Regions from separate parts of the Homo sapiens genome. Here region 1 is linked to region 2. A link is a loop called in an ENCODE intact Hi-C map of the cell type or tissue named here. Cell type or tissue: thyroid gland. All regions are shown on one strand. Links, peaks and the distances in the headings refer to the core of each region. The heading gives the core; the rest is flanking DNA. Region 1 holds the start of OR2H2 (olfactory receptor family 2 subfamily H member 2). Region 2 has its middle 13 kb from the start of TRA-CGC2-1.

What was found. A loop is a pair of places that touch in the nucleus more often than their neighbours do. Peaks named below come from ENCODE experiments on the same cell type or tissue, not always from the same donor. Only the 100,000 strongest peaks of a DNase experiment are listed, where the experiment ranks them.
Region 1: it touches region 2 in a loop (9-fold over the local background); 65 of 110 quality-filtered maps call a loop at or near these places.

What each region holds. Positions count from the first base shown.
Region 1 is chr6:29,583,225-29,595,743 of GRCh38, reverse strand. OR2H2 (olfactory receptor family 2 subfamily H member 2) reads right to left here and starts at 10,623. Exons shown (of 2, transcript NM_007160.4): 1 at 10,394-10,623; 2 at 5,244-8,074. The coding sequence starts at 7,799. The coding sequence ends at 6,861. RefSeq lists an enhancer at 438-945. In thyroid gland, for the core only: a CTCF peak has its summit at 6,110 (motif pointing right); no DNase peak of the experiment used is centred there.
Region 2 is chr6:28,680,269-28,692,787 of GRCh38, reverse strand. No RefSeq gene overlaps it. Among named protein-coding and RNA genes, the nearest start is that of TRA-CGC2-1, 13 kb to the right of the region's middle. In thyroid gland, for the core only: CTCF peaks have their summits at 6,161 and 8,393 (motif pointing right); no DNase peak of the experiment used is centred there.

The DNA.
Region 1 (12,519 bases), core at 1,492-9,491, 900 kb before region 2:
ACAGGCGTGAGCCACCGTGCCCAGCCCTATTTATTTTTTTAATTGAGGCTGGAGTGAGGTGGTGCAATCACAGCTCACTGCAGCCTCAACCACCTGGGCTCAAGAGATCCTCCCACCTCAGCCTCCCTAGTAACTGGGACTACAGGTGCGTGCCACCATGCCCAGTTAATTTTTTTTTTTTTTGCAGAGATGGGGTTTCCCCATGTTACCCAGGCTGGTCTCCAACTCCTGAGCTCAAGCAATGCATCCATCTTGGCCTCCCAAAGTTCTGAGATTACAGGCATGTGCCACAGCACCTGGCCCATTAATTTTTCCAGTGCTTCTAAGCTATGTGGTTTGTGAGTTTTTTCAAATTGTCACAAATCTCCAAAAATTTTCAATATACTTACTGAAAAAAATCATGTGTGAGTGAATCCATGGAGTTCAAATCGTGTTGTTCTTAGCAACTGTATAACATCTTGGCTAGGTAAAGGAAAAGGAGTTTGGGGCTTCTGGGTGAGTGGTAGATGGGCAGGCAAGTTATGGGAAAGTGACCAGGAAAATATGGAACAAAGTGGTTTAGTAAGGTTTGTTATGTGGATTTAAACTGTCTTCTCCATTAGTAGAGTTGTACCTTTACAGATAGAAAAGGTTTGTTATGTAGATTTAAACTGATGTCTTCTCCATTAGTAAGAGTTGTACCTTTACAGATGTGAATTTATTTACAAAAGGAAAACTTGTATCCTGTTTTACAGCATTCACTAGTCTGATGATTTTCAATTGTTAGCTCAAAATAATCCACATGCTAAAGATAGTTTGAGGTGGCATATACTGGTACCCTTCAAGGGTGAGCGATTAATTCTGCATAGGAGGAGCCAGAAGGTTTCCCCTTCCCTGGGAGATAGAAGGATAAGACAGGGCTGGGCCCTACACATAAGCATCTATTCATGATTCGGTGAGCCCTTCAGACGTTTGAGGTTTATTTTATTTTATTATTATTTTTTTGAGATGGAGTCTCACTCTAACTCCCAGGCTGGAATGCAGTGGCGTGATCTCGGTTCACCGAAACCTCCGCCTCCTGGGTTCAAGTGGTTCTCCTACCTCAGCTTCCCAAGCAAGGGGTTTACAGGCACCTGCCACCAGCCCTGGCTATTATTATTATTATTATTATTTGTATTTTTAGTAGAGACTTTTTAATTTTTATTAGAGACTTCATATTTTTAGTAGAGACGAGGTTCTTGAATAATGTTCCTTTAAGGCTTCCAACTCACATGTCATGTTAGAATGAATAGTTAAGTGCCTGCCCTCAGGAGACCTAAATCATGTAGGTTTGAAACATCTGTAAGGGATCCTTTTTTTTTTTTTTTTTTCTGGTTGTATTCAATTCAGTAGCTTCTGTATCTTTCTGAAATAATCTCTACCTTCCTGCTTAATCATTTTGCTCCTCGGTGTAACTCCTTCCCCCACATCTCCCTATCTTAATGCACAACATGCTTATTTTTGTCTTTAGCCTTTTCTGTTATAGAACCAAACTGGGGTCTGCTTGCCTGGTGCAATAAAACCAGATACTTACACCAAGGATTGCACCAATAGAAAGAAAGGCATTTGTTGCAGGACACTACGCAGGGAGGACCAGGCAGCTAAACACTCAAGTCCTGGCCTCCCTGATGTCTTGCAGGCAAGGGTATTAGCGGCAGAATGTATCAGAGTTACATGGCATGAAAATATGTTAGCAGCTGCGAATCTGTACAGGTCTGCAGCAACCTCAATTTTTGCCTCCTCAGAAGAAAGAATCTGACTGAGGGGCATAAAGCAGAGTAAGAGACCGAAGCAAATTTTAGAACAGGAGTAAAAGTTTATTAAAAAGCTTTACAGCAGGAACAAAATAAAGTAAAGCCAACTTGGAAGGGGGCCAAGCAGGCAACTTGAGAGATCAAGTGCGTGGTTTTGACCTTGACTTAGGGTTTTATATGTTGGCAGGGTTCCAGGGTCCCTTCTCCCCTGAATCTTCCCTTGGGGTGGGCTGTCTGCATGTACAGTGGCCTGCTAGTGCTTGGGAGGGGCTGCATGCACGGTATGTTTACTGGAGTAGTATGCATGCTGACTTGAGGCATTCTTCCCTTACCAGGGAGTGTTCCTATAAGGTTATAAACCAGTTAAATGCTGTCATTTCTCCCTTAGTGCCCATGCATGAGCCCACTTGCCCAACTCCTGAGATCTTAGTTTCAGGTTTTTCTATTTATTGGGAGACTGTTTTTCCCTGGCACAGGCTGTGACCAATGATTATTTTAGAGAGACAGCTTAACAACCGCCTATCACCTGATGGTTGCCTGACATTCCTGGTGGGGAAGGAGGCCCTTTCCTGCCCTGCTCGTGTCTGACTAACTATTGTAACATGGGTTTTTAAAGGCAGGGGTAAGGCAGTGTGCAGTGGCTCACACCTGTAATCCCAGCACTTTGAGAGGCTGAGGCAGGAAGATCACTTGAACCTAGGAGTTCAAGAACAGCCTGGGCAACAAAGTGAGACCCCAACTCTACAAGAAATAAAAAAATTAGCCAAATATGGTGGCATATGCCTGTACTCCCAGCCACTCAGAAGGCTGAGGTGAGAGGATCCCTTGAATCCAGGAGGTTGAGGCTGCACTGAGCCATGATTATGCCACTGCACTCCAGCCTGGACAACACGGCAAGACCCTGTCTCAAAAAACAGGAAACAAAAAAAGGCAGGGGTAAATTTCAGAAAAGCAGAAGCTACAAGGAACATTGGAAATCAGTGCATAGAGGTTCCACATTTTTTTTTGAGATGGAGTCTTGCTCGGTTGCCCAGGCTGGAGTGCAGCTGTGTGATCTTGGCTCACTGCAAGCTCTGCCTCCCAGGATCATGCCATTCTCCTGCCTCAGCCTCCCGAGTAGCTAGGACTATAGGCACCCACCACCACGCCTGGCTAATTTTTTTTTTTGTATTTTTTGTAGAGATGGGGTTTCACCGTGTTAGCCAGGATGGTCTTGATCTGACCTCATGATCCGCCCACATTGCTTCCCAAAGGGCTGGGATTACAGCTGTGAGCCACCGTGCCCGGCCTCCACATTGGTTTTGATCTAAAAGGGTGGGATATCTTGAATCAGGGACTTACAGGTTATAGGTAGATTCAAAGATTTTTCTGGCCAGGTGTGGGTCATGCTTGTAATCCCAGCACTTTGGGAGGCCAAGGAGAGAGGATCCCTTAAGGCCAAGAGTTTGAGACCAGCCTGCGAAACATAACAAGACTCTGTATCTACACACACAAAATTTTTTTTAATTAGAGGCTGAGGCAGGAGAATTGCTTGAGCCTGGGTGGTTAAGCTGCAGTGAGCTACGACTGCAACTGCATTCTGGCCTAAGTAACAGAGCAAAAGCCTGTCTCAAACAAAAACAAAAAAACCCCAAATTTGCAATTAGTTAAGGAAGAGAACCTTTGTTTAAAAATTTGGGGTCCAGTAGAAAAATGTTAACTGCCTAGAAGGTGTTACTTTCTCCAAGCTCCTCAGGAAGAAACTTAGAACAAAGGATGATGGTTATAAAGTTCAGTCATTTTCCTGTCCTCTGAGGTCTATGCCAGCAGATTCATTTGGTGGGGTTCCGAGTTTCTGAGAGACAACGCAGAGACATATGTTAAGAGGTTATCTTTAGTTTCTATGAGGAAAGCAAACCTATTCAGAACGCTTAACTTCCTTGGCTATTGTCTTAGGCTGCTATTACCTTGTTGCTTTTCAAGTTGCTACTTATTTCTCAGAGCCAGCTAGGTGCCTGGAATTTTCCTTGAAGAAACACAGGATTTTGCTTTATTTCCATGCTTAGGAGTCCCCAAGCCCCTAAAAAGGGGGTCTTTGCATCATCTCATTTCTACACAGTCAGCAAATACTTCTTATTTTGTTTACTCTTCTGTGGTTCAAACCTCTAAGAGGCTTCCATGATCACTGCCGCTCCAAGCACTCACACACATTATTCTTTAATTCTGTATTCCTGTAGACTCTTATTTGCTCCAATTCAGTTGTGTAACTGTCATGTATGCTGGCACTATGTGCCTGACCATCCCTATTTTCACTGGACATTGTGGGGGTTGTGACTGAGTAACTTTATATTGGATTTTCTCACAGAGTATCCAATAGATGACTGTCACATGGAAACAATGAATTTAGGATAAGAGATGTTAGTCCTAAGTCCTATGTTAAACCATTTATTCAACAAAGCAGATTCTTTTAGACTGCTTTATTTAATTCTCTGTTGCATTTCCCCTAGAGTCAGTCTAGAAACGATTTTACTATATACAAACATTATAGCCTCTGGCTGTAGGGAGATGATAAACAGGAGAAAAGTGTAGACATTTCTAGGTGCCAGTAAGAGAAAGCAGATAGAGGGGGTCATGAAAAAAAGGTCTTACTACAGTGATTTGAAAAGTGGAATTAAGCTTAGCCTTACCTGTAGGGCTGAGATTATGATTATGATTATGATTATTTGAGATAGAGTCTCACTGTGTCGCCCTGGCTGGAGTGCAGTGGCATGATCTCGGCTCACTGCAACCTCCGCCTCCCAGGTTCTCCTGCCTTAGCCTCCTAAGTAGCTGGGATTACAGGAGCACGCCACCACGCCAGGCTAGTTTTTTTTTTGTATTTTTAGTAGAGACAGGGTTTCACCATGTTGGTCAGGCTGGTCTCGAACTCCTGACCTCGTGATCCGCCCGCCTTGGCCTCCTAAAGTGCTGGGATTATAGGTGTGAGCCACTGCGCCTGACTGATTAGGATTATTAAATATAAAATGGGGGCTCTACATTAAGATTAGAATATGCTCTAATAACGAGGTCAAGGAGACAATAAGATTAACACAAGGATGGCTAGGATAAAGATTAGGATTATAATAGAATTAATGTTGCTGTTCTGTGCTGATGCCAGGATAAATGTTGAATCAAAATCATTTTATGTTGGAACTAGAAATAAAACTAAGATTTTCCTTTTTCTTATTTTATCGGCGTGTACTCAAAAGGGAATTTGGTATTGCTGCCCTTGCCAGGGAAAAGCTGGGAGACAGCGTATGTGGGATTGGAACCCCAGAACCTTTTATATATTCTCTTTGGAGAGTAAGATTCATTCATTCATTCATTCATTCACTTATACATTTATAAAACTGGGTGCCAATTTTATGCAAAATTCTGGTCCTTGCCTTCTGAGAGCCTGAAATCTAGTGGGTGAACTAAGCCAGAAACACACACACAATGAACTGTAACACAACTTTTTCCAAAAGTTTTATTGTTCTGTTGTTTCTTATGCTTTGAAGTATTTGAAAAACTCTTATTTTAAGGAAGTGAAACCCCTTCGGCTGGGGGATCATTTAGATATAGTTTTAGATTGAAATGATTTCCTCAAAGCTTGTTGAGAAGTTGAAGCTTTTCACCTGGGCCTGGGAGGCATTATTTTTACCAAAAGGCAAGGTTAAGAGCAAGGAGTCTGGAGCCAGTTTTCCTGGGTTCAAATCCTGTCTTGCACATTTGCAAGTGGTAACATAAATTCTGTGTTTTAGTTTTTACCTCTGAAAAAGGATAATAATATTATCTGCTTCATAGTGTTGTTATAAGGGTTAAATAAGTCAATATGTGTAAATTGCAGGGGGTTCCTGACTTTGACCATTTTTTGACTTTATAATAATGCAAAAGAGATACATTCAGTAGAAACCGTACTTTGAGTACCAATATAACCATTCTGTTTTTTCACTTTTAGTACAGTATTCAGTAAATTACATGAGATATTCAAAACTTTATTATAAAATAGACTTTGTATTGAGGATTTTGCTGAACTGTAGGCTAATGTAAGTGTTCTGAGTATGTTTAAGGTAGGCTAGGCTAAGCTATGATGTTTGGTAGGTTAGGTGTATGAAATGCATATTCAACTTACAATATTTTCAGTATATGATAGGTTTTTTGGGAGGTAACATCATTATAAGTCAAGGAGCATCTGTACTTTAAGTGTTACTTGGGTTAACATAACAATTACATAAATGCTTATAGTATCATAACCATATCTATGTCTTTGAGCAAAGTACAGTTCGGATGACCCTGGAGCAGAAGTCTGGGATGTCACATGCAATACCATATTTGGCCGGTAGATGACACCAAGGTCCACAATGTGCCAGCCTAAACATGAAGATATTTTTGTGTCTTTTTGGCTGCTCCTTTACCTGCGATTTGTGGGCATTGTAAGAGAAGAAATAGGACTGAAGAAGCTAAGTTTCCTTTGTAAGGCTCAAGCCTGAAATACTGGGATATTTGATTATGGTGTGAAAGCAACAGTGTGTATTTGAGAGTTGCCTGACTGAAAATTATGGGGCCTGGATTTTAGTTCTGATGCTGTGGACACTGTGTGTTCTTGGGTGAGTTTCCGAACTTAGCTGGGCTTCAGCTTCCCCTTCTCTTTTGCTGTTATTTGAGGAATAAAATAGAATGAGAATACAAAACAGACATATAGTGAAGTGGGAAAAACATGAGGGAGAAGCAAAGAAGATATGGTAGGAATTAGAATTGGAGGTGAAGGAATAGTGGGGATATGGCAAGGGAGGGGAATTAAAAATGGAAGTGATAAAGGTAGGAACATGACTATGGAGGCGAAGACTTAAAGTAGAAAAAAATATAAAATATACTTGATGCCTATAATTTTTCGCATAAAGATACCTCCCTTTACTACATTTCAGTCGCTGTCTCTTGCACACATACATGCACACACACAGACATGTGGCTTTCATCCATTCCCACAATGTAATGGGTGTGAAGAAGGCAGAGGGGCAGGGAACTCAAACTTTCTGATAAAAGCACATAGAATCTCCTCTCTTTTAAAGCACATTAAGCAGCTCTCCCTCAGCTTTGTGTGAGCCCCATTTCCTTCCCCAGCAATCTCCTGAATGCCCTGGTTACCTCCTTGTTCCTCAGGGTGTATATGAGAGGGTTAAGTGAAGGAGTGCCCACTGCATAGAAGAGACCAAAGAACTTGCCCCTCTCTTGGGCATAGGGATTTTTGGGCTGGAGGTAGACAGCAATGACTGAGCTGTAGAAGAGGGTGACCACAGTGAGATGGGAGGAGCAGGTCCCAAAAGCTTTCCTCCGCCCTTTTGCAGAGTTAATCCTCAGCACTGCCCAGGTAATGGCTCCGTAAGAGACAAGGATGAGGCTGAGAGGCACAACCAAGATGAAGACACTGGCAACAGCCACCTGGATCTCATTGTAGGAGGTGTCTTCACAGGAGAGTCGAATTAGAGCTGGGACCTCACAGACAAAATCATCCACCTGCCGATCGGGGCAGAAGGGCAGGTGCAGGGTGGATGGTGTCTGGACCACTGACTCCACTAGCCCAATGACCCAGGCCACAGATGCCAGCTGCCAGCACAGGCGGGGGTGGATGATGGTGGCATAGTGGAGGGGCTGGCAGACAGCCACGTAGCGATCAAAAGCCATCACTGTCAAGAGGATGCACTCAGTTGTCCCCAGGGACAGGAAGATGAAGATCTGGACAGAGCAGTCCAGGAAGCTGATGGTCTTCTTTGGGCCCCAGAGGTTGACCAGCATTTGGGGAACACAACTCGTGGTGAAACAGAGGTCCAAGAAGGAGAGGTTGGAGAGGAAAAAGTACATTGGAGAGTGGAGCTTGGGGTCCAGCGCAGACAGCAGGATGATGAGTGTGTTGCCCACTAGGGTTAGGAGGTAGGAAGTGAGGACAACCACGAAGAGAGTCCTTTCCAGCCCTGGGTGTTCAGAGAAGCCCAGAAGGAGGAAGCCCGGTGTGGAGCTTTGGTTAACCATGGCCTGTTCTTGTTTGTACCTGGAGGGATGAGGCTGTCACTCCAGTGTGATTCAACCTGTCTTATCAAAACTCAGCCTGGGTGTTTGTGAGGTCACAGCAGGTAGGTGTTTCTCTTCTGTCTCTGCTCGCCCAGCCTCCCTTTCCAAGGCTCATCACCATCCAGCAGCTCCTTCTCATTCCCTGTTCTTCCTGGTCAAACATTGTCTAGTGAGAGTGAGGAATCCATGAATGTACTGGACAGCAGATGGATACTCACACTGGTGCCTCTGACTTCCTGGGTGAGGGCAAAGGAGGCTGATTAAAATATGCACTAATTCATTAATTCATTCATTCAGGGGAAATTTATTGAGTGCCACTATGTTCTGAATGCTGTTCTAGAGTTGTCTCTTATCTATTGGATGATCTCGTAAGGTATATTGAATGAATTTTCTGATAAGTTGTCTCTGTAGGCTCAATTATTGCTCTATTGGTTGAATGAATTTTATAGAACTCTGTACATTCCATTTATTTTGTATTTTTTCATTTGCAAGTAAGCTTATCAGAGACAGTGTTTTATCTATGAGAGAGATTTTGTTTTGTTTTAAGATATCCCTACTTATAGAGAGATCAGGTTGGTTGCCCTGGCCTTTTTAGCAACCTAAGTTTCTGAACCAACTGACTTTCAGGGAGGGGTGGAAATTGGTCCACATGCTTCGTCCTTGCCATGAGTAGCTTACAAGTAGGAGGCAAGAGTGGCCACAAGCATGTTAAAATCACCAGGGTTCACAGGAACATTATCGAAAGACTCCAAGAATCACTCTCCCTAAATCTTGTAGTCTTTCAGACACCACCAAAAAGAGAGTCCAAAATTTAAAGGCCAGTAACACCAATGTACTGGGTGAATGAGAGTAAAGGTTCTGTAGGATGACTGACCAATTTGGTTGGGTATATCAGGGAAAGCTTCCTAGAGGAGGTGACTGGACTTTTTCCTTAAAATAGAGATGTATTGGGGCATAGAAGGTCAGTTGAGGGCTGGGGGTGGGAGACTGAAGCCACTCTGGCAGGTCAGAGACAAGGACTCAGGGTCTTACAGGACCTTAGGAAGGCCATGAGGGGAGGAGATGAGATGGTGGGCCACACCACAAACGTGCCATGGAGCTCAGAGGATGGCAGGAATGTCTTCCTCTTACAGGGTCCCCATCTTGTATTAAGCTCTATCACATCTCCCTTTTTGCCAGGACTCTCTGCCATTGTCTCTGTCTTCTTCCTGTTTTTCCCATTATTCTTTTCTCACTTAAAATATATTTTTAATTTTCAAAATATTGTTACATATTTAAACAACTAGGTTAAGGAACTGAGCAAATGTTTCAAGTATCTTAGAAGCTTCTGTGTGCCCCTCCCTGATCTCTCAATTTTCTCAATTTGTCACCCCTCAAGATGTCACCACCATTCTAATTTTTTTTTTTTTTTTTTTTTTTTAGAGTCACGTTTTATAGCCCAGGCTGGAGTGCAATGGCACGATCTCTGCTCACTGCAACTTCCACCTCCTGGGCTCAAGCTATTCTCCTGCCTCAGCCTCCCAAGTAGCGGGGATTACAGGCACTCAAGACCATGCCTAGCTAATTTTTGTATTTTTAGTAGAGACGGGGTTTCGCCATGTTGGCCAGGCTGGTCTCAGACTCCTGACCTCAGGTGATCTGCCTGCCTCGGCCTCCCAAAGTGCTGGGATTACAGGCATGAGTCACTGTGCCTGGCCTCTAAATTTTTAATTATGCCTTCGCTTTCATTTTTTGAGATGTATTTAACGTACCATAAAATTCGCCCTTTTGAAGTGTGTAATTTAGTGGTTTAAAGTATATTCACAAGTTGTGCAACCAACACCATTTACTTCCAGAATATTTCATTACTCCCAAAAGAAACCTCATGCTCATTGGCTGCCGCCCCCTCCTTTGTTTTCTTTGTAATATAAAATTCTTTGCATGTAACCTTAAACAATAGCCAATTGTTTCTTATTTATCCATCATGTGTCATCCTAATTAATTTTCTACATTTCTAACTTTGTCATTATCTTGGCATTTCATTCCTTTCCTTTCTCTGCTATATCGCTGAATCTCTTTAGATTACACCTTTCTTAGTGACTGTTTCCCTTTCCCTCTTTGTTCTCTGTCTTTTCCACTCTCATTATTTTTCTCCTACTCCTTTTCCTTCTGAAATATTCATGCATTGGTCTACGCATTTATTCATTTCTTGAGCCCCAAAGTGCCAGCATTGTGTTAGGAGCTGGGGAAGGAGTTGGGAGGTCCTTTGAAAGGGGTTTATGATAGTCTAGTGACCATGAGCTACCCTTGCTGTTAGTAGCTACCATCAAAGCATGGTGATAAACAACTCCCTGAACATCTGGTTCTCACAGTGACCCTACAAAGAGATAAAATTATCCCAATTTTACCAAAAAGTGAACAGTCACAGACGGGACAAGAGACTTGTAGAAGGTTACCTAGTCAATAAGTGCTAGGACTAGGATTTTAGAGTAAGTTTAACTCCAAATCTGGTCCTCCAGTGTTGAGGATAGGCGGAAACTGATATCTCACAGCCAAAGAGCAAAGGTTCTGCTTACCTTCAATCAAATAAAAATCTCTTCTGGTACCAGCAATTCCCCATGACAGAGCTCTTAACTGGTGCCCAGCCTCCACTTGTACATCAGGAAGAAACAAAAAAATAAAAAGGAATGGGCATCCTTGAATGGGCAACTGCATCTCTGGTCACAATAGGGATTGCTAATGCTGACCATCTGGCACTTTTCTAAGCACACATGTGTGTGATGAGCTGGAGCTGGCTCAGATTATCTCTTGATTAGTAAATTTTTAGGAATTTTGTGAGACAGTTATTAAACCATCAGTGGCTTGAGACAGCCATGGCAGGAATATTTACACTATGAAAATTGGCAAACACTACAAATTAGGGCTCTCCCCATCTGCCACCAACCAAGTTGTTTATTAAACATTTACTCTACACTGCTGATTATCCTTCACAACTCTACATATTATTCTCTTCCTTCCAATATGAAGAAGTTGAAACAAAGAAATATAAATAACTTTCCCAAGGCAGTATAGTTAGTAAGCACCAGAGCTGATGTTTGAACCCAAATCTGCTAACTGTAGAGGGTTTGCACCAACCAAAGCCCACCAAATCTCTGCAGGGAGGATGAAGCCAAGGTCAGAACTTTGCCATTGAGTTCTTTGCCATCGAGTTCTTTGCCATCGAGTTCTTTGCCATTGAGTTCTTTGCCAACAATTTTCCCCCTCAGTCTAGGCAGAGGTGTGCCTCTGTTTTAGTGGCATTGGAGGTAGAAATGTTGACATGGTATGGTGGTAGAGGGATCCCACGGAGGGAAAGAGCTCATTAATTCTGCTGAGACTCTAGGGTCCATAGCCCACAGACAATTCATTAGCCACAAATTATGGTAAAAGGGGCAGGGGAATATCTATAGGAAATATGCCAACAATAGTCATCACTGTGGTAGGTAAAAGAGGTCACTCATTGCTTCTTTCTGTCAACAGGAAGAAAAAGGACAGTGTCTCTACTCCCACCTCCAGTGAGTCCCGGGCATCCTGATAGTCCTCTCAGGCTTATGATTCATCTATTCAGGACCTCAGTTTTTAAAGTTCTCAGCTTCCTCCTTTTCTATTTAGTTATTCTGAGATGGAGCACACTGTAGTAACAGAGAATTATAAAGCTCTGGGTTTGGAGAGTACTTAGAACATTTAGCCAATCTTCATATAACTGAATCGTTATGCTTCTCTTCCATTAGAAAGGGAGCCTATGAGATCAGCTAATAAATGGCATGTACTAGGTCCATGGATCTACCCAGTAGTCATTTCTGCAGTCTCTAAATCTGTAACTGGAATGCACATGCTTGGCCATTGGCAGAATCCCCACATAGTTCTTTAGTCTGTGGAGTACGAGCTACAGATTGAAGTGGAAGCCCTGAATCTACACCTCTTACCGCAAAGACAGTGAATCAAGAACAATATCACAATTCAAGGGAAATGGCTGATTGAGGCCACCTTTAAAGGGTGCGGGGGTTTGTTTCTATCATATTTCACATTTAATTCACCAGTCTGGTCACTACAAATATCAGATGCAACTTGAAAGATGACCAGACTAGCACAAACTCAACCAAGAAATAGCTGTAATTACAGCTGTTGTGCCTGATTAGCACGGTTTCAGGTCCATGTTATATGGCTATTAATCTGGTGAATAATGTGTTCTTTTCTTTTCTTTTTGAGATGGAATCTCACTGTTGCCCAGGCTGGAGTGCAATGGCATGATCTTGGCTCACTGCAACCTCCCCCTCCCGGGTTCGAGCGATTCTCCTGCCTCAGCCTCCTGAGTAGCTGGGACTACAGGCAAATGCCACCACGCCTGGCTAATTTTTGTATTTTTAGTAGAGACAGGGTTTCACCATATTGATCAGACTGGTCTTTAACTCCTGACCTCGTGATCTGCCTGCCTCAGCCTCCCAAAATGCTGGGATTACAGACGTGAGCCACCGTGCCTGGCTGAATGTGTTCTTTTCAAATACTATCAGGAAGAAAGACCAAAGGCAGTTTGAATTTACAGGTATGGATATAAGTGTACATTTACATTTACATTTTTGCTTCAGTACCATGTTAAAACTCTCCCGTCATAATAGGGTCCAATGGGACATGGATGTGCTGCAAGTCCAGGCAAAAAAGCCTT
Region 2 (12,519 bases), core at 2,034-10,033:
CATTATCTCTACCGTCTCGGAGAGGGGGATGTGGCAAGATGATAGGGTAATAGTGGGGAGAGGGTCAGCAGGAAAACATGTGAACAAAGGTCTCTGTGTCATAAATAAGTTTAAGAAAACGTGTTGTGCTTTGATGTGCATGTACAAAAACATCTCGTACACAAACATCTCTGGGTGCATTAAAGAGCAGTATTGCTGCTAGCATGTCTCACCTCCAGCCTTAAGGCTGTTTTCTCCTATTTCAGTAAATAGAACATACAATCGGGTTTTACACCGAGACATTCTATTGCCCAGGGATGAGCAGGAGACAGATGCCTTCCTCTTATCATAACTGCAAAGAGGCCTTCCTCTTTTACTACACAGACCCTTTATGGGTGTCAGGCTGGGGGACAGTCAGGTCTTTCCCTTCCCACGACGCCCTATCTCAGGCTATCACATGGGGAGAAACCTTGGACAATACCTGGCTTTCCTAGGCAGAGGTCCCTGCAGTGTATTGTGTCCCTGGGTACTTGAGGTTAGAGAATGATGATGACTTTTAACAAGCATGCTGCCTTCAAGTACTTTTTTAACAAAGCATATCCTGCACAGCCCTAAATCCACTAAACCTTGAGTCAACACAGCACATGTCTCTGCAAAGCACAGGGTTGGGGATAGGGTTACAGATTAACAGCATCTCAAGGCAGAAGAATTTCTCTTAGTACGGAACAAAATGGAGTCTCTTATGTCTACTTCTTTCTACATGGACACAGTAACAGTCTGATCTCTCTTTTCCCCGCATTTCCCCCTTTTCTTTTCAACAAAACCGCCATCGTCATCATGGCCCGTTCATCATGGCCTGTTCTCGATGGTCGCTGTCTCTTTGGAGCTGTTGGGTACACCTGCAGACTAACAACAGACAGAACAGGCACACAAGGATTAATATGAAATTTATAAGAGTAGTACTTCCGATGGTCTTAACCCAAGTGACAGGGTTAAGATTTGCAAGACCATCAGCAACTCCCGCGATTGCCTCAGTTCCTGGTACCAAATTTAAATGGGCTTTTGATGCTTCAAAAATTTGTTCTTTTAATTTGGAAATGTCTAAAGTGAGGTTATCTTCTCTTCCCTGTAGATGGCATCTAACCATGTCCCAGTGATGCTCAGACTCATTATAAACTCGGGGTGTAATACAAAAATCTGACCTATTTCAGTCACACTGTAACTGGAAACGATGTTCCAAGCTCATGAGTCTATCTCCCATCCAAATGACAGTTTGTCTAAGATCATTAATTTGATTTGCCAGTTTTTGATTAATACCAGATTGTGAATTCCACAATCTTGTAGAATTCTTTTGCCAATCGTTAACAAAGTTTACTGTCTGAACAGAAGAGTGCAATGCAACTCCTGCCACAGCGGCCGTAGCTGTGACTGCACTTAATCCGATAACACTGCAATTAAAGTAAAAACGAATCTTTTGGATCTATTTAAAATGCCTTTTAATACTTCAGTCAAAATATGGACAGATGGCGAGGCCTCCCACGGTCGGTGCATGGACACGGGGATCCACACGCCTTCTCTTGCTCTCACTAGCAGAATACAGTGCTGCCAATTAAAAGTCGAATCAATGCAAGTAAACAGTCTGCAATTTTCACAGGTTATAGTTTGGGAGTCTGGTTTAATAACTATATTTCCTACAACTAGCATATAAGGGGGCTTTACACAACTTTGTGAAGGAACCGTTAGACTGGAATTTAGGTTGATAGTGTAACACGGCTTATGATCTCTTGTTTTTATAGCTTGATTTCTAGACCAAATTCTAATATGGTAATGAGGCCACATTAAGCCTCCATAATTCTGGATGTTCAGGACCAGAAACAGGACTTATTATTTTTGGTCTTGGAGTAGAGATTTCTTTTTCTCCTCATTCTCAAGGGTAGAAAGACTATAATTTTTCGTGCTTATGTTTGTCTAGACTTTCTGTTATGTCGCTATCAACATCTGGACTCACTTGTGCACTGGGACATGATTGAGTTTGTCCTGTGCAATTGTGGTAGAATTGACCTCGAGGTGCCCTATCTATAACAGTTCCAAATTCATCGTTTTGTAATATCACTGCTCTATTGGCCACACATTCTTCCAAAACTAAAACTTCTGTGTCTTTTGATCCTTTGGGAATTTCCTTGGGGCAAGGTTTCCCTTTAGGCCTAAATTTTAATGATCTTTGATAAGAAAAGTCCTGTAAATAATTTACCTGTGGCCTGAGTGACATTCCACTTACCATGTGATAAGTAAATCTACTGGTGGTACTGAAAGTAGGTACGTTTACCAACCAATTTTGGATTGCAGGCATTAAACATCCTGGTGTTCTCCCTAGGCAAATAGGAGGATAACAATACCCAGTGGAAATATTTATCATCATTCCTTCTTCCTCAGGTTTGGCAGGGCAATAATCATCTGTGGGGCCAGGTAGCCACACGCTATTATTAACATATAATTCAATAGGATTATCCATCCATGTGACTCCTGAATTAAGGGCAGGAAAGGCACATAGGCCCAGTAGGTATAATTAGCTGCAGCTACTCCTGCAGGCATGGGGAGACACCACCGTTGATACAATCATCAAAGCTGCAAGCAGCATACTCTCTGGAGTTTGTGTCTCCTTTGTGTTCTCTAGACATTTTGTAGCTAACTGCGTCAGCTTCTTTAATTGTGCCCAAGTCAGCAGCTTTGTCTTCTTGGTGGATGGCAACTTCATCTATTCTTCTGACATCACCATTCTGTTCATCTTGTGAGTCGATGGTGCTCGATTGCTGTGTTTCCATCTCCGTGGAGGCGCTTTTCTTTGCATCTCCGATGGGTTCATTGTAGAACTTCAAATGTCTAGTGGGTATCCAAACAGGAAGCTGATTTTCTCCTGGTGAAACACAAGAAAAACCTCTCCCCCATGTTACCACCTTCCCTATTTCCCACGTCTAATTTTTGTTGTCTTTCCACCAAATCAGTTTTCCTTCATGTGGGCTGTTCTTTTTATCAGTAAGATGTTGTTCTGCAGAAGTAGTAGTCTGATATCTATAAATGTTTAAAACATTTAAAGTATAGAGTGCTAGATTAAGTTGCATCTGAGGAATGGTACACTCCTTACTGTCTCCCCCTTCTTTTTGTTTAACTAATTGAGTTTTGAGTGTTCTATTAGTTGTTTCAACTATGGCCTGTCCTTGGGAATTATAGGGAATTCCTGTTGTATGTGTAATTTTCCACTGATATAAGATTTTTTGGATTTTGGAAAGCTTTACTACAGTATCCTGGTCCATTGTCAGTTTTAATTTTTTCTGGAACTCCCATTACAGCAAAACGAGATAATAACTGTTTTTTTTTAACATGGGAAGTACTTTCTCCTCTCTGGCAGGTTGCCCATATGAAATGTGAATAAGTGTCAACTGTTACATGGACACATGATAATCTTCCAAATGAAGGTACATGCGTGACACCCATTTGCCATAACGCATTGGGACACAGACCTCTGGGATTAACTCCTACCTCTTGAGTGGGCAGGTGTAGGATTTGACACTGGGTGCAATGTTGTACAATATTTTTTGCCTGTTTCCATGTGACATCAAATTTGTTTTTTAATCCTGCTGCATTTACATGAGTCAAAGCATGAAGTTCTTGTGCTTTTATGAATGCAGATGATACCAGTAAGTCAGCTTGTTCATTTGCTTTAGTTAAAGGCCCTGGTAAATTAGTGTGTGCTCGAATATGAGTAATATAAAATGGGAAATTTCTTTTTCTTACAGTTTGTTGTAATAAATTGAACAGCTAGTTTAACTGATCGTCCATGCTATATTTAATTAGAGCTGTCTCAACATCCCTTGTAGCCTGTACTACATATGCAGAATCTGATACAATATTAATAGGTTGATCAAAATCTTATAGCACTATAATGACTGCAGCCAACTCTGCTCTTTGAGCCGATTGATATTGAATTTTGATTACTTGCTCTTTTGGCCCTGTGTAAGCCGCTTTCCCATTGCTGGAACCATCAGTAAACACTGTCAGAGCATTTTTTAAAGATTCATGTCTGGTAATTTTAGGTAAAATCCAAGTAGTCAATTTTAAAAACTGGAAGATTTTTGTTTTTGGGTAATGATTATCAATAATTCCCATAAAATCAGCAAGACCAATCTGCCATGCACCCGAATTAATAAAGGCTTGTCTAACTTGTTCCTTGGTTAAAGGAACAACTATTTTGTCTGGGTCGTTTCCACAGAATTTTATTATTTGTAATCTTGCCTGACCAATTAATGTAGCTATTTGATCCGAGTACAACGTAAAAGTCTTCATTGTACTGTGAGGAAGGAATGACCAATCCACAAGATCAGTATTTTGAACAATGATGCCTGTTGGAGAATGTGCAGGAGCAAAAATCAAAAGTTGGAGTGGGGCTAAGGGATCTGAAGGGGTGGCCTGCCCCTCCACACCTGTGGGTGTTTCTCATCAGGTGGGATGAGAAGCTAAGAAAAGAAATAAGACACAGAGACAAAGTATAGAGAAAGAAAAGTGGGCCCAGGGGACCGGCGCTCAGCATATGGAGGACCCGTGCCGCCGGTACTGGTCTCTGAGTTCCCTCAGTATTTATTGTTCACTATCTCTACCATCTCGGAGAAGGGGATGTGGCGGGACTATAGGGTAATGGTGGGGAGAGGGTCAGCAGGAAAAAATGTGAACAAAGATCTCTGTGTCATAAATAAGTTTAAGGAAAAGTGCTGTGCCTTGATGTGCACATAGGCCAGATTTATGTTTGACTTTACACAAACATCTTGGTGCATTAAGGAACAGTATTGCCGCCAGCATTTCTAACCTCCAGCCATAAGGCGGTTTTCTCTATCTCAGTAACTGGAACGTACGATTGGGTTTTACACCGAGACATTCCATTCCCAGGGAGGAGCAGGAGACAGATGCCTTCCTCTTATCTCAACTGCAAAGAGGACTTCCTCTTTTACTAATCCTCCTCAGCACAGACCCTTTATGGGTGTCTTGGGGACGGTCAGGTCTTTCCCTTCCCACAAGGCCATATCTCAGGCTATCACATGGGGAGAAACCTTGGACAATACCTGGCTTTCCTAGGCAGAGGTGCCTGCAGTGTATTGTGTCCATGGGTACTTGAGGTTAGAGAATGATGATGACTTTTAACAAGCATACTACCTTCAAGCACTTTTTTAACAAAGCACATCCTGCACAGCTCTAAATCCATTAAACCTTGAGTCAACACAGCATATGTCTCTGCAAGCACAGGGTTGGGGCTAGGGTTATAGATTAACAGCATCTCAAGGCAGAAGAATTTCTCTTAGTATGGAACAAAATGGAGTCTCTTATGTCTACTTCTTTTTACATAGATACAGTCACAGTCTGATCTCTCTTTTCCCCACAGGGATCTATTCTATTTATTTGCGCTGACTGAATTTTTTCTTCCACTTATTTAATTTCTTTTGTTGCCTCTGGGGTTAGTATTCTTTTACTATTTAAGTCTAGGTCTCCTCTTAAGATGGAGAACAAATATGACATGGCATAAGTAGGAATGCCTAGAGTTGGCCGAATCCAGTTAGTACCTGCTAGCAATTTTTGAAAGTCATTTAATGTTTTTAATGTGTCTTTTCTTATTTCTATTTTTTGTGGCTTAATTTTTCTATTTTCTATCTGCATACCTAAATAATGAAAAGGAGTAGAGGTCTAAATCTTATCAGATGCTATTGCCAGTCCTGCGTTGGCAACCTCTGCTTGCAGAAATGTGTAACAGTCAATTAATTTGTCTCTCGTTTCTGCAGCACATAAAATATCATCAACATAATGAATGATATAACAGTCTGAAAACTTATCTCTAACTGGTTGAAGAGCTTGATCTAGGAAAGTCTGACAAATTGTTGGACTATTAAGCATTCCCTGAGGTAACACTTTCCACTGAAACCTGGTGGCTGGTTCTTTATTATTTATAGCTGGTATAGTAAAGGCAAATTTTTCAAAATCCTGCTCCTCCAGAGGAATGGTAAAAAAGCAATCCTTCAGATCAATTATAATTAAAGGCCAGTCTTTTGGGATCATGGCCGGAGAGGGCAACCCGGGTTGGAGATGCCCCTTGGGTTGAATTACGGCATTTACGGCCCTTAAGTCAGTTAACATACGCCATCTGCCGGATGTTTTCTGAATTACAAACACAGGAGAATTCCAAGGCGAGAATGAGAGAATGAAGGCTCAATATGTCCTCTTTCGAATTGCTCCTTTGCTAATAAATGTAAAGCCTCCAGTTTTTGTTTTCGTAGTGGCCACTGATTTACCCATACCGGTTTTTCTGTTTTCCAAGTTAATGGAATGCGTTTAGGAGGCTCTACAGTGGTAGCCCCTAAAAAGGATACCCTATTCCTTTTCTTTCTCGATTTTTGTCACTCTGAATTGGGACTTTAATGCCATTTTCATTTTTTCCTAGTCCCTTTCCTGGTATATATCCATTTTAGTCATGATTTTTTGACTTGTGGGGCTGTATAATGGAGCCGGCATAGTGATTTCTGCACCCCATTGTTGTAATAAATGACCCCACGGATTAACAGGAAATGAAGTAATCATTGGCTGAACAGTACTTTCTTGATTATTCGGCCCTGAACAATGCAAAATCATAGTAATTTGATACACTTCTGAGGCAGTGCCTATGCTGACAAGTCCTGTAACAGCCTTTTGTTTAGGCCAATTTTTTGGCCACTGATTTAAAGCAATGATAGAGACATCTGCTCCAGTGTCTACTAACCCTTCAAACTGTTTTTTTTGAATAATGGCCTTACACACAGGTCTGCTCTCTGAGACTTGACTTGCCCAATATGCAGCCTTTCCTGCCAGATCAGTGCTTCCAAACCCTCCTGTTCTTTTATCTCACTGTTTCCAACTTTAATATAAGGCAGGAGTAATAATTTAACAATCCTGTCTCCTGGATTGCCACTCCAAGGAATTGAGGAGCTAATAGCCAATTGAATTTCACCTTCATAGTTTGACTCAACCACACCAGTATGAATTTGAACTCCCTTTAGATTTAGACTGGATCTTCCTAAGATTAGTCCTACCGTCCCCTCAGGCAGTGGGCCATATACCCCTGTGGAGATTTTTTGTGGGGGCTCCCCTGGAAGCAGAGAGACTGCTTGCATAGTACATAAATCTACTGCTGCATTGCCACTTGTGGCGGGGGACAATTGCTGTATTGTGGTAACTGGCTCATTCGCTGAGGCATTTGTGACAGTGGGGGTTGTCTGTGAAAACCCTGAGGAAAAAAGGGCTGAATTGGGAATGCCTCAGTTTGTTGTGGGGCCTGAGGCTGGCCCCTCTTCTCATTTCCCCACAATGGTTGCCCACTTTTATCAAATTTAGAAGGACATGGATTATCCCAATGTTTTCCTTTTTTACATCTTGGACATAAGTCAGGTGGCTCTATCTGTTGTTGTAGTAGCTTGAATATTTTGTTTGAGGCTGGGCAATTTTTTTAGATGAACAATTTGTCCACAATTATAACATTTTCCCCCAAATGTTCTAACTTATCGTCCTAAAGCAACTCCCGTTGTTGCTTGAGTCATAAGCATAACTTTATGCATAGCTCCTCCAATTCCATCACAGGCTTTTACATACTATGAGATTACATCTGATCCTGCTGGGACCTTTCCTTTTAATGGCTTAATGGCTGATTGACACTCAGGATTGGCGTTTTCCTATGCCATCAACTCCACTATGACCTTACAGGCATTCTCATCGGTGATTGACTTGGAGCCTTGCCGCAAAATCAGGCTAGGTCTCTTTAGAGCCTTGTTTTATTGTATTGAATGAGGGGAAGGCGGTTCCTGGGTCTTGGATTTTTTTCCCAGGCTCTAAGGCATATAGCTCTAACTTGCTTAATGGCCTCATTTTGCATTATTGCTTGTTGATTGGTAGTGCTCCAATTTTGACCTGTTCCTAATAGTTGATCTGCATCTATGTTAACTGGAGGATTGGCAGCCCTATTTTTTTGGATCTGTTCTTGTGCCCCATCAATTCACCAAGTCTTAAATTGTAAAAATTGAGAGGATGAGAGTGATGATTTGGCCAAAATCTCCCAATCATAAGGAATGAGTCTCTGTCCATGAGCAATGGAATCTAATAATATTTTCATATAAGGGGAGCTGGGTCCATACTGTTTTACTCCCTCTTTCATATCTTTTAGCATTTTTATAGAAAAGGACTCATATCTGGCCTCAGCTAGGGGAGGCACTCCCTCTTGGGCCCCTTCTCCAGGTGGTATCAGTTCTAATGTTACTGGGAATTGTCACGCCTCAGTATCTCCTTGTTTTCTTGCCTTATCAATAATTTTATGTAATGCACTATGCTGTCCACTAGGTAGTGCTGTAGGATTAAGTCTCACAGTGGACGGCTGAGGATCTAGAGCCCTGCCCTGTGGTGCTGGAAACATTCCTGGGTGTCCATACTGATTTTCTGGGGGCGGCCGATACTGAAGTTCGGCTGGCGGCCAGTATTGATAGGCTACTGGCAGTTGGGTCTTATTTTCTACCTGCTGATATTGTGGATACTGTATCTGGATTGGCATTGCCATGGCAGAGACTTTATCTTTTTCTATTTGATATTCTTCTGGGGTTTGTACTTGTCTAACCTGCATTTGAGGTTGCAATGTTACAGGCATCTGAACTGCTGGAAGAGGAGTTGGCCATTGTGGTTTAGACTCTGACGGCCCCGCTAATTTTGGACCCTTTTCTTCTAATTTTAATGTTTCAGGATATATTACTTCCTGTAATTGATTATAGTCTACATTTTGCATTGACCGAGTCATTACCAGCTCTGCTACATATTTACAATGTGAACTTTCCGTTCCTTTCTGAGATTCTATCCCAGCCTCTTCTTCACAATCGATTACACAGCTTTCAGGGGCATCAGAAACTGAAACGCTATCTTCTCCTGTTTGAAACAGTTCTAAAGCTACTTTAATAATGACCCAATCATTCCATACTGTAAGTGGGATGATTTTACCCTCCCTAATTGTTTGTTTTAATTCTTTGCCAATTTTTTCCCAATCTTTTAGATCTAAGGTTCCCTGTTCTAGAAACCATGGGCAGAATTGTTCTATTGTTTGAAATAGCATGATTAGATTTTTTGTAGAGACTCTAACTCCCCCTCTTTTTAAAAGAATTTTAATAGAGCTGAGATAAGAGGCATATTTACTTTCAGTTTGTCCCATTGTTACCCTAGGTTCTTCCGAGCGCACAAGCTTACAGCAAGGCTGACTGTAGACGTACTCGGGAATCTCTCATCGACTTGTCCTCAATGACTACGCTCTAGTGTACCTTCACCCTAGAGAAAAGCACCCACGTTGGGCACCAGATTAAGGGGTGGCCTGCCCCTCCACACCTGTGGGCGTTTCTCGTCAGGGGGGACAAGAGACTGAGAAAAGAAATAAGAGACAGAGACAAAGTATAGAGAAAGAAAAGTGGGCCCAGGGGACCGGCGCTCAGCATAGGGAGGACCCGCGCAGGTGCTGGTCTCTGAGTTCCCTCAGTATTTATTGATCATTATCTCTACCATCTCAGAGAGGAGGGCAGGCACTGGTCTCTGAGTTCCCTCAGTATTTATTGATCATTATCTCTACCATCTCAGAGAGGAGGATGTGGCACGACGATAGGGTAATAGTGGGGAGAGAGTCAGCAGGAAAACATGTGAACAAAGGTCTCTGTGTCATAAATAAGTTTAAGAAAATGTGCTGTGCTTTGATATGCAGGTACACAAACACCTCAGTGCATTAAAGAGCAATATTGCCGCTAGCATGTCTCACCTCCAGCCTTAAGGCTGTTTTCTCCTATCTCAGTAAATAGAACATACAATCAGGTTTTACACCGAGACATTCTATTCCCCAGGGACAAGCAGGAGACAGAAGCCTTCCTCTTATCACAACTGCAAAGAGGCCTCCCTCTTTTACTAATCCTCCTCAGCACAGACCCTTTGTGGGTGTCGGGGCTCGGGAAGGTCAGGTCTTTCCCTTCCCAGGAGGCCATATCTCAGGCTATCACACTGGGGAGAAACCTTGGACAATACCTGACTTTCAGTGTATTGTGTCCCTGGATACTTGAGATTAGAGAATGGTGATGTCTTTTAACAAGCATACTGCCTTCAAGCACTTTTTTAACAAAGCACATCCTGCATAGCCCTAATATATATATATATACATATAAACCCAGTCTTTGTCCTGGTGTAGGTAGTGGTATCTTTTACCACACTACAGGAAACGAATGCTCTCCTGTTTGTTGTTAGGTTTTATTTTTGCTTTGTGGGCATTGGATGGGGCCAGAACGGGGGGAGGAGCCTGGGTTTAAACGTGATTAATTTAAGATGCCTACAAATTTAAGATTCGGTCTTGAGAATGTATTTGGCAAGCACAGTCTAACAACTCTGAGACTGCAACTCTGCAGGAATCCCTGACTGGGATTCTTATTAATTATGTAGCCACAGAGGAGAGGAACAGTAGGTAGAGTGAGAATTGAAAGGGTTAATTGTGATTTGAAGATTGGGAGCTCATTCGTGGTATTCATGGAAAACCTTAGGGTAAGCTACAGTAATCTTGGCTCTGTATTCATTCTGGACAGCATAATGTTCTTGGAACCTATTTAGAAATCCGAGGAAATATTAGAAATTCAGGTGAGGTTATTGCTATCTGCATTTTGCCCTCCGCAGCCCTTACAAGACTCTTCACGTTCAGAGACATCCCATGAAGTGGTTTTGAACCTGAAAGGATCCCACTTGTCTGGCAAGGTCTCTTGGTTGGTCCAAAAGGCTCATCAGACTGCTAGAATGTAAGAATAGAAAATAGAGAAAGGACAGGTCTCACCAAGGGAGACAACTAAGGTGGTGTCACACCCACAGGTGTACAGGTATCTATGTGTAGGGTGGGGAGATGGAGCAGGTTTTAACTTGGCTTGTAGTGTAGAGCACAACTAGCATGATGTCTAGTGTCCCTGGTAAATGATTACTTTCCATTGTGACTAGAGCAAACTGTATTCAAAGTAGACTCGTATATTCCTCATATGGAAGACTTTTTTCCCTGTCTGCCTCCAGCTGTATCTCCAAAATTATTTAATAATTTTTTTGTGGCAAGTTCCAGTCTTTGAATAGCATTATTGAAACATCTATTCAATGGGAAGTTGTGGGATTAACTCATAAATTACAGAATTTTCTGAGAAACCCAATATTTTACTCAAAAGACAGAATATAACCATGCTTAATATACAGTATTCAGAAAACTCTAAAACATATGTAGCATGTGTCTAACCCATCTGTGTCATAAGAGAAAATAGAAGCCCATTGGGTGCTGTTTTGGAAGGAGTCACATAGAAAGCATGTTAGAATATAATTTGAGTGTGTTGAAATATCATTGTACACACCAAGCATGATGTTCTTTGATATCATAAAAATCCTTTTACATGGTCCTGGCTTTTGTTTTCGTTTGTTTTGTTTTGTTTTTCAGATAGAGCCTCACTCTGTCACCCAGGCTGGAGTGGCATGATCTTGGCTCACTGAAACCTCCTTCTCTTGGGTTCAAGTGATTCTCCTGACTCAGCCTCCTGAGTAGCTGGGACTACAGGTGTGCACCCCCATGCCCAGCTAATTTTTGTATTTTCAGTAGAGACAGGGTTTCAGCATGTTGGCCAGGCTAGTCTCAAACTCCTGACCTCAAGTTATCTGCCTGCCTAGGCCTCCCAAAGTGCTGGAATTACAGGCGTGAGTCACCATGCCAGGCCAACATGGTCCTGTTTTACAGATATAAAAAGAATAATGAAATATGCTCCAAAATTTACCCTATCTCACCAACTTTTAAATGGCATTAGATTACATACCCAGATTATAAGACTGCAAATCATGGGTCCTTTTCTCATAACATTATACTATACACACACATACTCATACACAATTTAACGGTTTTCCTTAATTTCAAGTGTTGTGTTAGATATCGAAGACAGCATTCAATTAGACAGAAAATAAATATAATACTATAGGTCATTTTTTTTTACAAGTGTTACAGAAGCATTTTAGTCAAGGCCCATTGTAGGTATTGCAAAGGCTATTTGTTTAAGGATGTTTCAATTTTTCATTTAGCATCTTTGATAAAAAATTCCACTATATATCATAGATTAATTGCCAGAAGTTAAGTTAAGTAGCTTCTATCATTTCTGCAATTTGGCATGAAAAAGGACCACAAGAAACAGAGCAATCATGAAGGGACCAAATCTAAGGAACATGATGGCTTTTCAGTTAAGACATATGGTTGTCCTGTGCCAGAGTTGCTCTCACTTCTTTTACACAGTGGAGAGTGTAAGGACAAATTTGTTACTTGCTTTAACAATCTTTTTTTTCCAAGAATCTCTTATAATAAAGTAATATTTACCAATATTGAAGGAAAAAATAAAACACCTTCTAAAATATTTGAAAACGATTATCTATAAGTAATGAACTGGGAAAGAAGAGAAGGCAATATGG